Regions from separate parts of the Homo sapiens genome. Here region 2 is linked to region 1. The links are chromatin loops, found by intact Hi-C in ENCODE. Cell type or tissue: mammary epithelial cell. All regions are shown on one strand. Each heading gives the region's core, and the rest is flanking DNA. Links, peaks and the distances in the headings are about the cores only. Region 1 overlaps ARHGAP26 (Rho GTPase activating protein 26). Region 2 overlaps ARHGAP26 (Rho GTPase activating protein 26).

Region 1 (5,378 bases), core at 71-5,070:
TTTAATTTCTTCATCTATAAAATGTGGGCGATGATAGGTTTTTCTGACTAACTCAGCCAGAGCTGATGTGAACATCAAATGAGACTGTGCCAAAGAAATATACTGAAACAGCACAACACAATGCAAGCGCTTTGGACTCTACTACTGAGAAAAGAAATGCTTAACATTCATGGAATTTGAGGGGAGGGCAAAAGTCACCACGAAGTCTAGGTGGAGGCTGACATAGAGGTTGTGTAATTTCTACTTAAAAGAGGAAACACAGTGGCCCACTCTCCCTCAGCAGCATCTTTATCATCTATATAAATGAACTTGAGCTAGATCATGGTTTCCAAATTGAGCCACACAGCACCTGCACAAACAAAGGGGTTGGAGAGAAGCTAAGACCAAATGACCCCTCCCTTGGCTTTTATCCATTTTACTCATGTGGCTATTGAGGAAGGGCATAGCGGCTTTGAAAAGTTTGAAGACCTCCTAAATAATAATTTCCCATGTTGCTTGCAATTCGTTTACTTATCCATGTATTTAACAAATATTTACTGTGTGCTTATAATGGTCAGGCAACGTTCCAGGTGCTGGGGATACAGATGAACTAGACATCTGTAATCTCTGCTCTCATAAAACTTTCCAATTACTGAAGAAAACAGAAATAAACAGATGCACATTTATGATTACTTCAAATATTGATAAGTACATTGGAGAAAGTAAAAAAAAAAAAAAAAAAAAAGCGGGGGTTTATTGTGGACTTTAGGCGAGGAAATGCCTCTCGGAAGAGATGACGTTTGCGCCAGGCCTGAATGATGAGGGGTACCTCCTTGGGAAGACGTGGGGGCTAGTGCCAACAGAAAGTACAGGTCCTTGGAAGGTGAAAAGTCATTGCATTTGAAGGAAGAAGGCCAGTGTGATTAGCAATCAGTGCAATGCAGAGAGGGGTAGGAGATAAGGATAGGGCAGAGGGGCAGCAATCCGATCCTGCAGAGCCTTGTGACCTGTGAGTGAAATGGGTCACAGTGTAATAGCTAAGACCAGCAATCCATGCTGACCGGCATTCACTAACCTTGGAAAGTTGGGCAAGGGAAGTGCAGAAGAGAAGACCACACTTTGGCAAGTATTTTTCTTCAGCCATCCTTGATCCCTGCATTTCTCCTAGTAAATTCAAACATTCTATCCAAGGGAACCTTGCTTCTATTTATAGCTGGCAAAATCCAGAAGGAATAGTAAAATGCAGGACTTCCAGCCCTCCTTCATTAGGAGATGAATTTGTGCCAAATTACTCTCTTTCAAGGTTTCCTGGGTCTCGGGAGACCCCTTCCTGGAACACCCAAGCATTCCCTGAATTGGAGAAGGATAATCAATGAGTCAAAGGCACCAGAAACATGTACTCACCTGCTCCTCTGAGGCCAGGCTGTTAATCTCTGTCTGGTTTGGGTTAATGAGCCAAAGAGAATGAGTTTTGAAATGAAGCTAACAAATCCTGCTTACCAGGACTTTGTGACTACAGGGCCCAACAAAGAAGGCCCAGGGTGGGGAAGCAACCAGATGGTGGCTCAGTCACAGCACTAAGCAGGAATGGTTTTGTTTACCTAGCACTTACCAAGCACCACACATGGCAACATCTAATCCTTGCAACCACCATATGGATGAGGTCTAGTATTATTCACATTTTAGAGATATGGAACCTGAGACCCAGAGTGGTTACACAGTTTGTCTAAGGACACAGAGCTGGTCAGTGGTGTACTATTCTATCTTGCCTCTAAAAGGATGTTCCAATACCCTTTTACCTTTCTAGGCAGTGGCAAATGTATATCACTACCAAGTCACTCCAGTGGTTGGTATTATGGTTCATAAATACCTTCTATACTGACAGAAGCAAAGAGCATGCAATTCACCCTTTAGAAATGGTCAGTCTGCTCTGGGCTATCCTTCTTCTACAGATCTCACAGTTGCCCACTAGCATCAGACTGAGGTTCAGAGGCAAGAGCAATGTCCTGAAAGATCACTTTGACCATAGCTTTGTCTTATGATTAGCAATCTCAAATTTATATGCTTTCAGGTAAGCCTCTTGAGAGCATCTACCTTAATACAATAGAACTCAACTCTCCAGGAGCAACCCAAGCGGACAAGGGGCACTAAATGCCTGATCTGTGGCTCCTCAGAAGACTGAAACAGTTAATGCACCTTCAACAACCCAACTGAAGCTAAGCTCTATCTGAGTACTCTAAAACTTGGGAACATTATCTCCTTTGGGTTTCTATACTTTGATGTAGGTATAGTCTAGTTTCTACTGACCATTGTATATGAAGATTTGTTAAAGATCCGTGCCAACAAGTATCTATTTTCAAGTATATGCTTCTGAAGAAGAGAAATTACATGTGTTTACTTTATCTTATCACGGTCCATCTAAGAATCATTAAAGAATAATTATGACAGATAGAAATTAATAATGATGATGATGACAAAACCCCTGCCATGTGCCAGACATCATGCCAAGCATTCTGTGTGCATTGTCTTATTCGGTTCTCATACCAGCCTAATTATTCCTTTCACAGAGATGAGAAAACTGAGGCATTAGAGAAGTTAGGTCACATGGCCAAGGTCAGACAGCTGGAAATGGGCAGAGTCCAGACAGGAACTCCCACGGTCTGTCTCCAGAGCCCAAGCACTTAACCACTAACCACATGATCAATAAGTCATTGTGATGACGATGATGACAATGACGACGATGATGATGCTGACGATGATAAAGGTGAGATGTTGTGGGCAGCTGGGCAGGTGAATCACCGGAAGGAAGAACTTGCCCTGAGTCAGAAAGAAAATGAAACTGGGAACAGCCTTCTGATTCTAGCCTGGAGTATTTACCACCAACCCATGCAACCAGCTGGCATCTAGTATAGAAGTAACACTTCATATTCTCTCTGAACCACAGGGTTCGATCCTGACGATAAACACCAGGGGGGGAGAGTAGCTCTTTGATACAAATCACAGGGCACTGCAATTCTGAGTCCTTACCCAGAAGCTGCAATGAAAGTACAATTTAATAAATCAAAGGAGGGCGAGGAAAGCCTTCATATGCTTCCTCTGCACCAAGATGTGATTTTGCAATAAATTCTGTTCACTGCTGAGCCAGTTCAGTTTACATGTCCCTACAGAATTAACAGAGAATACACAGAGTCATCTGGATTCCCAGAATTTTTCTATGAGTACCTTTATTACCATTATCCAAGCCATACTGAGAAAACAGAGAGGCTTGTTTTTCAAATGTAGATATTAAAGACATAAGTAAAGCAAAAATTTGACAAAACAATCTAACTTTTCCCTTTCACACACAGCTGCATTAGAGCTTAGCCATACCACACTTTGGATCAAAATCTGGACAAAATAAAGATGCTGGGGAAATAGGTTCATAAGGAAATTTGTTTAAAACTGATGCTCCTCTCTAAACTGCACCATCTTTACCCAAATGCACATCCAAACTCTATGATCCCCTGAGGTTTTCTCCAAGTCTCCTCCCACCTGGCTGTTCCCCTGATGTACCAATGTGGAGACACACTGAATAAGGCAATGTGTCAACATCTTAAAACAACAGGCTGGTTCTACACCATCGAATATCATCTCATCTCCTCTGCATGACAAAGTGGGTCCACCATCACTAGAATCAAAACAGCTTGCTCTTTTGAATTGTGTCTGTCAGTGGCGACAGATTTGTAGTAATCTACTGCTTAGGTTCAAAGTCCAACTTTACTGTTTATTGGCTAACATGCACATCAGTTATCATCCCTAGACCTCAGTCTTGCCATCTGAAAAAGGGGGATAGTAACACTCTCCACCACTTAGGATTGTTGTAATAATTAAATGGAATCATAGATATACAATATTCAACACAGCACTGAATGTAAATTCTATGGCCTATTGAACATTCTATAAGGATTAACTTTCATCTTCATCACTGTCATTTTCCTCCTTCCTTCTCTTCCCACTTTGTGTTTAAAAAAACAAAACAAAAAGCCTCTTCTGGTGATGGAAATGTATCCCCTATGGGATAAATGGCTAAGGATGGGAAATGTCATTTGAGGGACCCTGTGGCATTGGTCTTGTTGGCAATGTAATATAACCAACTGAAACTAATTAAGAGATGAAGGGAAAGGAAAGGAGACAATCTAAGGTCAACGTTTAAATCAATGGTTCTTAATCTTTTTTAAAACAGCAATCAAACATAAAAATAGCCACCTGCCACCAACCACTTTTTCACTATCAATTATGTGCCAAACACCATACTAAGCGTTTAAACGAATGATTTTATTTCATCCTCAAGCCTATGGGGTACTACACCTGCCTCTATTTCATAGCATCATATGGGTTAATTAACTTTCCAAAGGTTACATACTAGCAAATTACAGAGCCAGGATTCGATTTAGGCAGAGCACAGTAGAGTCTGTACTCAGCCACAACTTCATACAACTTCTCCACCCAGTCCTGCTTTCCAGAGGAAAAACAGCCTGCCAATTAACAAAGAACTCAAAAGAGGCTAAGCAGTAATTAAAATGGCAACAATGCAACCATTATGTAATAACAAAATTTCCACCCAATTTAAGCATAACAGGAATTCTACAAACTTCCAATTAATACAAGTGTGGCAGTAATTAAAAACCACAACCAGCTTGAGACATTTTAGGATGCCCAAAAAACAACCCTCCTAAAACCTATCAGCACATACAGAGAGAACTGGCCAGGGTTGCCAAAGACTCTGTGGCAGATTTCTCAGTTGAACACATTAGAATGCTCGGCAAACACTAATACAGGCTAAATTTAGGAACTTTTTTTTTTTTTTTTTTTTTTCGGAGACAGAGTCTTGCTGTCAACCAGGCTGGAGTGCAGTGGTGCGATCTCGGCTCACTGCAACTTCTGCCTCCTGGGTTCAAGCGATTCACCTGTCTCCTGAGCAGCTGGGACTACAGGCCACACCTGGCTAATTTTTTGTATTTTAGTAGAGATGGGGTTTCACCGAACTCCTGAGCTCAGGCAATCCACCCGCCTCGGCCTCCCAAAGTGCTAGGATTACAGGCATGAGCCACTGTGCCCAGGCTTAGGAACTTTTAATAACACCCCTGAGAAGTTACTGTAAGACACCCTTAGTCTGTGGAATGCCACCCATGAATGGACATGATTTTTCTAGATCAGGACTTCTCTTTTCACCCATGGGCCACAGGCCACACTTGGAAAAGCTTTTGGGAAGGAATTGTTTGAATCTGAAGCATGAATAGCCTGGAGTAAATAAGGATGTGTCTCAACTCAAGGGGTCAGAGCCAGGGAGCCAGCTATTGGTTCTTCCTCCTCCTCCCATCAGAAATGTGACTCTCATCACCATGGTCTGAGTGGTGAAA
Region 2 (5,378 bases), core at 288-5,287, 78 kb before region 1:
CCAGTCAACCGGGCATGGGCTGCATGGTAGCTCTTTCCCAGGATTCTACAGCCTGGAGTAACAAGTCATGCCACGCTCTCTCTCTGCTATATCCCGAAGTCCGGCACCCTGCGGGTCAGCCCCCAAGGGCCATCCAGCTTCCGTCTCCCAACACTAAGTTCACGACAGGGAGGAAACTTAGTGTTCCTTGGAGACCTGAAAGGATGCAGTGAGCTTAAGAATTTTCAAGAGCTCATCAATCAGTCAGCCCTTGTTCATCCCCAAACGGATGTGTGGTGGTATTGTGGTGGACCTTTACTGGACACTCTGCCGAATAACTGGAGTGGCACTTATGCTTTAGTCCAATTGGCTATCCCTTTCACCCTGGCATTTCATCAACCAGAAAAAGAAAAAAATAAGACATCGTGAAGCGAGAGAAGGCCCTTATGGGTCTTTCAACTCTTACGTCTATTTAGACACAATTAGAGTCCCATGGGGAATACCAGAACAATTTCAAGCCCGAAATAAAATAGCTGCAGAATTTGAGTCAATATTTTGGTGAGTGAAAATTAATAAAAATGTAGATTGGATAAACTAGATCTATTACAACCAACAGTGATTTACTAACTACACTAGAGATGTTGTTAAAGGAATAGCTAAGCAATTAGGGGCCACTAGCCAGATGGCTTGGGAAAACAGGATAGCCTTAGACATGATAGTAGCAAAAAGAGGAAGAGTTTGTATCGTGATTAAAACTCAGTGTTGTACCTTCATCCCAAAACACCACCACCCCTGATGGAAGTATAACAAAGGCATTACAAGGTCTGACTGCTCTGTCCAATGAGTTAGCCAACAACTCAGGGGTAAATGACCCCTTTACAGCATGAATAGAAAGTAGTTCGGTAAATGGAAAAGAATAATAGCCTCAATTCTTACTTCCCTCGCAGCCATAATGGGTGTACTTATTCTTGTCGGGTGCTGTGTCACACTATGCATCCGTGGGTTGGTGCAGAGGCTCATAAAAATGGCACTTACTAAAACCTCCCTTAACTATCCTCCACCTTATCCAGAGAAGCTTCTTCTTTTGGAAAATCCAGCAAAACAACTAAGCCAAGACACGTTAAAAAGTTTAAAAAGAAAGCTGTAAGGAAATGCAAGAGGAGGGATTGTTAGATATAAGTTTTAAATTTATTTTCAAAGAATCAGTACGTCAGTATGTTCAATTATTTGCCTTCTACTTTTAAACTTAACTTCCTCGTAAAGCAACCTTTTTCAATTACCTGCTCCACCCTGACTCATTCCGATTACCTACTCCACCCTAACTCATTCCAATTACCTGCTCCACCCTGACTCATTCCCATTACCTGCTACCCCCTGACTCATTCCGATTATCTGCTCTGTCATAACCATTTTTCCCGCCAAACCACTCACCCCGTCACTCTCTTTAAATTAGCCAATCGGAATTTGTTTAGCTTGTACAGTCTAACCCTAGCCAATAGGGGAACGACACAGCGGCAGGGATCACATATGTCAGGGATAAAAACCCCTTCCCCTCCCTTGCCAAAGTGTGCGCTCACCGCTGCTCCATCTGTAAGGTCGCAGCCTTCTATAGAAGTAACTTGCCTTGCTGAGAATTATAAAGAAAATTTTATATTCGAGTGCTATTCCTTTTGCGGCACCGAAACTTTATTTACAGCATTATCATGAGTTTTTTTCAGTCTCAGATTATCTTGGGTTCTTTCTGCTTCACATGAAATTTAAATGTTATAGGAGGTCCTTACCTTGAAAATAATAAAGACATAACCACTTTTTTTTTTTAACAATTTGGTCCAAACCCCTGAGTTTTATGATCATCATGGCATCTCAGAACAATATATTTAACCATTCTGTCAACAGCCAATACAACCATCATCTACTCACCTGTATATCCTAGTACATATATAGTACAACCGTATATGTCCCACTATAACAAGTTCTGAAAACAAAAGCGTGAGCAAAGATCACAGGTGGTCACTGCACACATAGGGCTTACAGTTTAGTGTAAATGATGAACATTAATCAGAAAATGGCACAAGTAAAAGGAAATATGCAATTGTGAAGAATGCCCTATGAAGGACAGATATATAATCTCAGAAGCACATAAAATGGGGAACTTTTGACTTAACTGAAGACTAGGGAAGGATTCCGTGAGGAACAGTAGCACCAGCTTTATGTGAGACCTTTTAGAAGTGCCACATCCCAGGACCCTTCCAGCCCTAATGAAGAACCTGCATTTTAACAAGCTTCCCAGGTGATTCATGTTTGAGAAGGACTCACTCTTCTAAAGAATGGGCCAGGATAGGCCAGGCGTGGTGGCTCATGCCTGTAATCCCAGCACTTTGGGAGGCCGAGGCGGGTGTATCACCTGAGGTCAGGAGTTCGAGACCAGCCTGACCAACATGGAGAAACCCCGTCTCTACTAAAAATACAAAATTAGCCAGGCGTGGTGGCACATGCCTGTAATCCCAGCTACTCGGGAGGCTGAGGCAGAAGAATCACTTGAACCTGGGAGGCGGAGGTTGTGGACGGTGAGCCGAGATCGCACCATTGCACTCCAGCCTGGGCAACAAGAGCAAAACTCCGTCTCAAAAAAAAAAAAAAAAAAAAAAAAAAGAATGGGCCAGGGTTAATTAGATGAGGAGGAGTATTCTGGCATAGGTAACAGACAAAAGCCCTAGGGTCAGAGGAGGAGAGCATGTCTGAAGAACTCGAAGGCTACTATGGCTGCAATGGAGAGGGTATGGGGAGCACAGTGCCAGATGTTAGGGGCTGGCATATACTAAATTTGGCCATGAGTAAACAAAAGGGTTAGGAGGGACTGCAGTCTCCTGAACTCTATTAGGCATGCCTGTCTGGCACTAAACTGCTTTCCAAACAAACACAACAGTTAGATACTCATCCTTTTATAGTTGCTGAAGGGCAAATTCCTTTAATTCCAATGAAAGAACCAAGTTCTTATAGCACAAGTGGCAACAGCTCTGGCTTCCCACAGTGTGAGAAAACAGGGGAGGCTTACAACACCTTAATTTGAATGCATGTAAGGAATCATATTTAATGTCTTGATGCCTCAGCAGGTCCTCATTAGCAGAGAAGTCTGGACTCTAAAGAGGTAGTGACTACACTCTGAATTCTGCACAAATCTTAAGGCATAGTATATTTGAGGCCCCTGATAACACACATGAGTCACAATGCCAAGGACCCTGGCAAACACTTTAGTGCTTGGGAATCTTTTTGGAACATGATCTAGCAAGCTCGTAAAACTCAGCAGACTGAATTGCGGGAGCTGCACCAAATGGGCGATATCAATAAATATTTGAGACAGTGGAGGTAGGGGGTAGGCGGGGAGGATCCAAAACTTTAATGTGGCTGCAGACATTCATGGATATCTGAGTGCTGGAAGAACCAGTCATGTCCAGTGGCCCCCCTCCATATCAACTAAAGTTAGTTCTGTAGTAATAAGACCCCTGAGCGAGAGGGAAGACTCAAGATGTGGACTTAGGCTGGACAAGAAAATTTATAGCCAAAGCATCTCACCAGCAGCCTTAAGTGCTAAGAAAGACAGAAAACATCTTGACTAATACAAGGCAGACTGGCTCAATCTCCAGCTAATAAACCCTAGAGCAGTGAGCATTTCACTCTTCAGACTAGAATGTCCAAGGTGAAAGGAACCCAGGATTAGAATTTATGGCTCCTTGAAGTCATTTCTTACTTTCTCATCTATTCAGGGACCCAAACAAGTATGCTGGCAAAACTTGCTTACATGATACACTAAAAATAAAGATGGAGTCCCAAGTTTATTTCCCAATTTATGGCTCGTTGAAGCAACTTCTTACTTTCTCATCTCTTCAGGAACCCAACCAAGTGTGCTGGCAAAAGTTGCTTGTATAAGACTCTAAAAATAAAGATGGAGGCCCAAGTTTATTTCCCCCACAGTCAAAATTCTAGAAAAATGATCAACAATGGGTTTGTGTCATTTTAGTAATGCCAGAGGGGACTGGAAGTTTTCTAGTTCCTTGAATGGCTATATGCAACTTAATATAGCCATCTGGAATAATTCTTTTTCCAGATACTCTGGAGAGAAAAACATTCTTCCAACATTTTTCTTATCATCATATCTGATGACAAGATCTGATCAACTCCTGTTCTTTTACAGGTGATAGAAGCCACCATTAGCAGATACCATAAGGAACCCTGAAAGGCCAGCTCTGACAGTCAAAGACTAGGATAAAAACAAGGGTTTTGCCTTGTTTCTTTGTGAAAAAAATTATTAATGGGAAATCTATCAGCCTTAGGAAGTCAAACCTTTCCTTGCATAATAGGGAAAATGTAGCTAAAACTATTTAAATATTATAAGAAACCATTTTTTAAAAAGTAAGACAATCTGAGCAACCAAGATGGTTTCCAATGAGTTTGAAATTCAGGACATTCTTTCGGTTAAGGAGGTTTGTTTCCTTCCTCGTACCCACAGCCACTTCAGGGCTGGGAATCCTCAGCTAACTTTTGGCACTCACTCAAATCCAACCAGATGGATAAACACTTGGTTTAACTGAACCAATGCTGTGGAGCGCTCTGCATCTGCTGCCGCTATCCTCAAAGTCTGGGACAGGGACAGCATGAATAGAGTCAGCTCTGACTTTCAGTGTTGCCTGCCTAGTTATAAAACTCAGACTAATTATCTGGCTTAAAAATTCATCATCATATGCAGTTACATTATTGCCTCTGTCGCGTTCTCCTAAGCTAATCTGTACCTTGACCTTTTCCTCTCTGTACTCCTGTGACACTGCTTGCCTTCACACATGCCATTAACTGGAACTCTCTTCCCTCTTGTCCCCCTCTTTTTTCTCAACTAATTTCTCAATTTCTTTACATTACCCACCTCCCCTATCCCCAAATTAGAGACCCTATGCTCTGCCTCTGTTTTTCATCACATATGTATATGAGACTAACTGGTGAATGTCTCCCCTACTATCTGCCACCAGAGGATGTTCTATGAAGCACCTACTGCAGGCCAGGCCGAGTGGGACAAATGATGTGATAGACACTGGGGCCTATCATCAAGAAGCTTGTCCTCTAACAGAGAGGAAGAAAAACAAGCGAATCAAGAGTTTCCGGGGCCGGGACCACAATTCGCACAACGCATGGGGTGAGGGAGAGGAAACTCTACCCGTGCAGAAAGCGTTTCTTTTTTTTTTTTTTTTTTTTTTTGAGATGGAGTCTTGCTCTGTTGCCCAGGCTGGAGTGCAGTGGCGCGATCTCGGCTCACTGTAACCTCCGTCTCCCTGGTTCAAGCAATTTTCCTGCCTCAGCATCCTGAGTAGCTGGGATTACAGGCACGCGCCACCACGCCCAGCTAATTTTTG

The links. Peaks named below come from ENCODE experiments on the same cell type or tissue, not always from the same donor. Only the 100,000 strongest peaks of a DNase experiment are listed, where the experiment ranks them.
Region 2: a loop joins it to region 1, with 2.1 times the contacts of the local background. A loop is called at or near these places in 1 of 110 quality-filtered maps.

The regions. Positions count from the first base shown.
Region 1 is chr5:143,006,650-143,012,027 of GRCh38, reverse strand. The region is part of intron 11 of ARHGAP26 (Rho GTPase activating protein 26); the gene reads right to left. Among named protein-coding and RNA genes, the nearest start is that of ARHGAP26-AS1, 140 kb to the right of the region's middle. RefSeq lists an enhancer at 2,074-3,273. In mammary epithelial cell, for the core only: no CTCF peak of the experiment used is centred there; DNase peaks (open chromatin) are centred at 1,437 and 2,727; H3K27ac peaks cover 2,762 bases.
Region 2 is chr5:143,084,890-143,090,267 of GRCh38, reverse strand. All of the region lies in intron 17 of ARHGAP26 (Rho GTPase activating protein 26), which reads right to left. Among named protein-coding and RNA genes, the nearest start is that of ARHGAP26-IT1, 100 kb to the left of the region's middle. RefSeq lists an enhancer at 1-178. In mammary epithelial cell, for the core only: no CTCF peak of the experiment used is centred there; a DNase peak (open chromatin) is centred at 2,977; H3K27ac peaks cover 1,390 bases.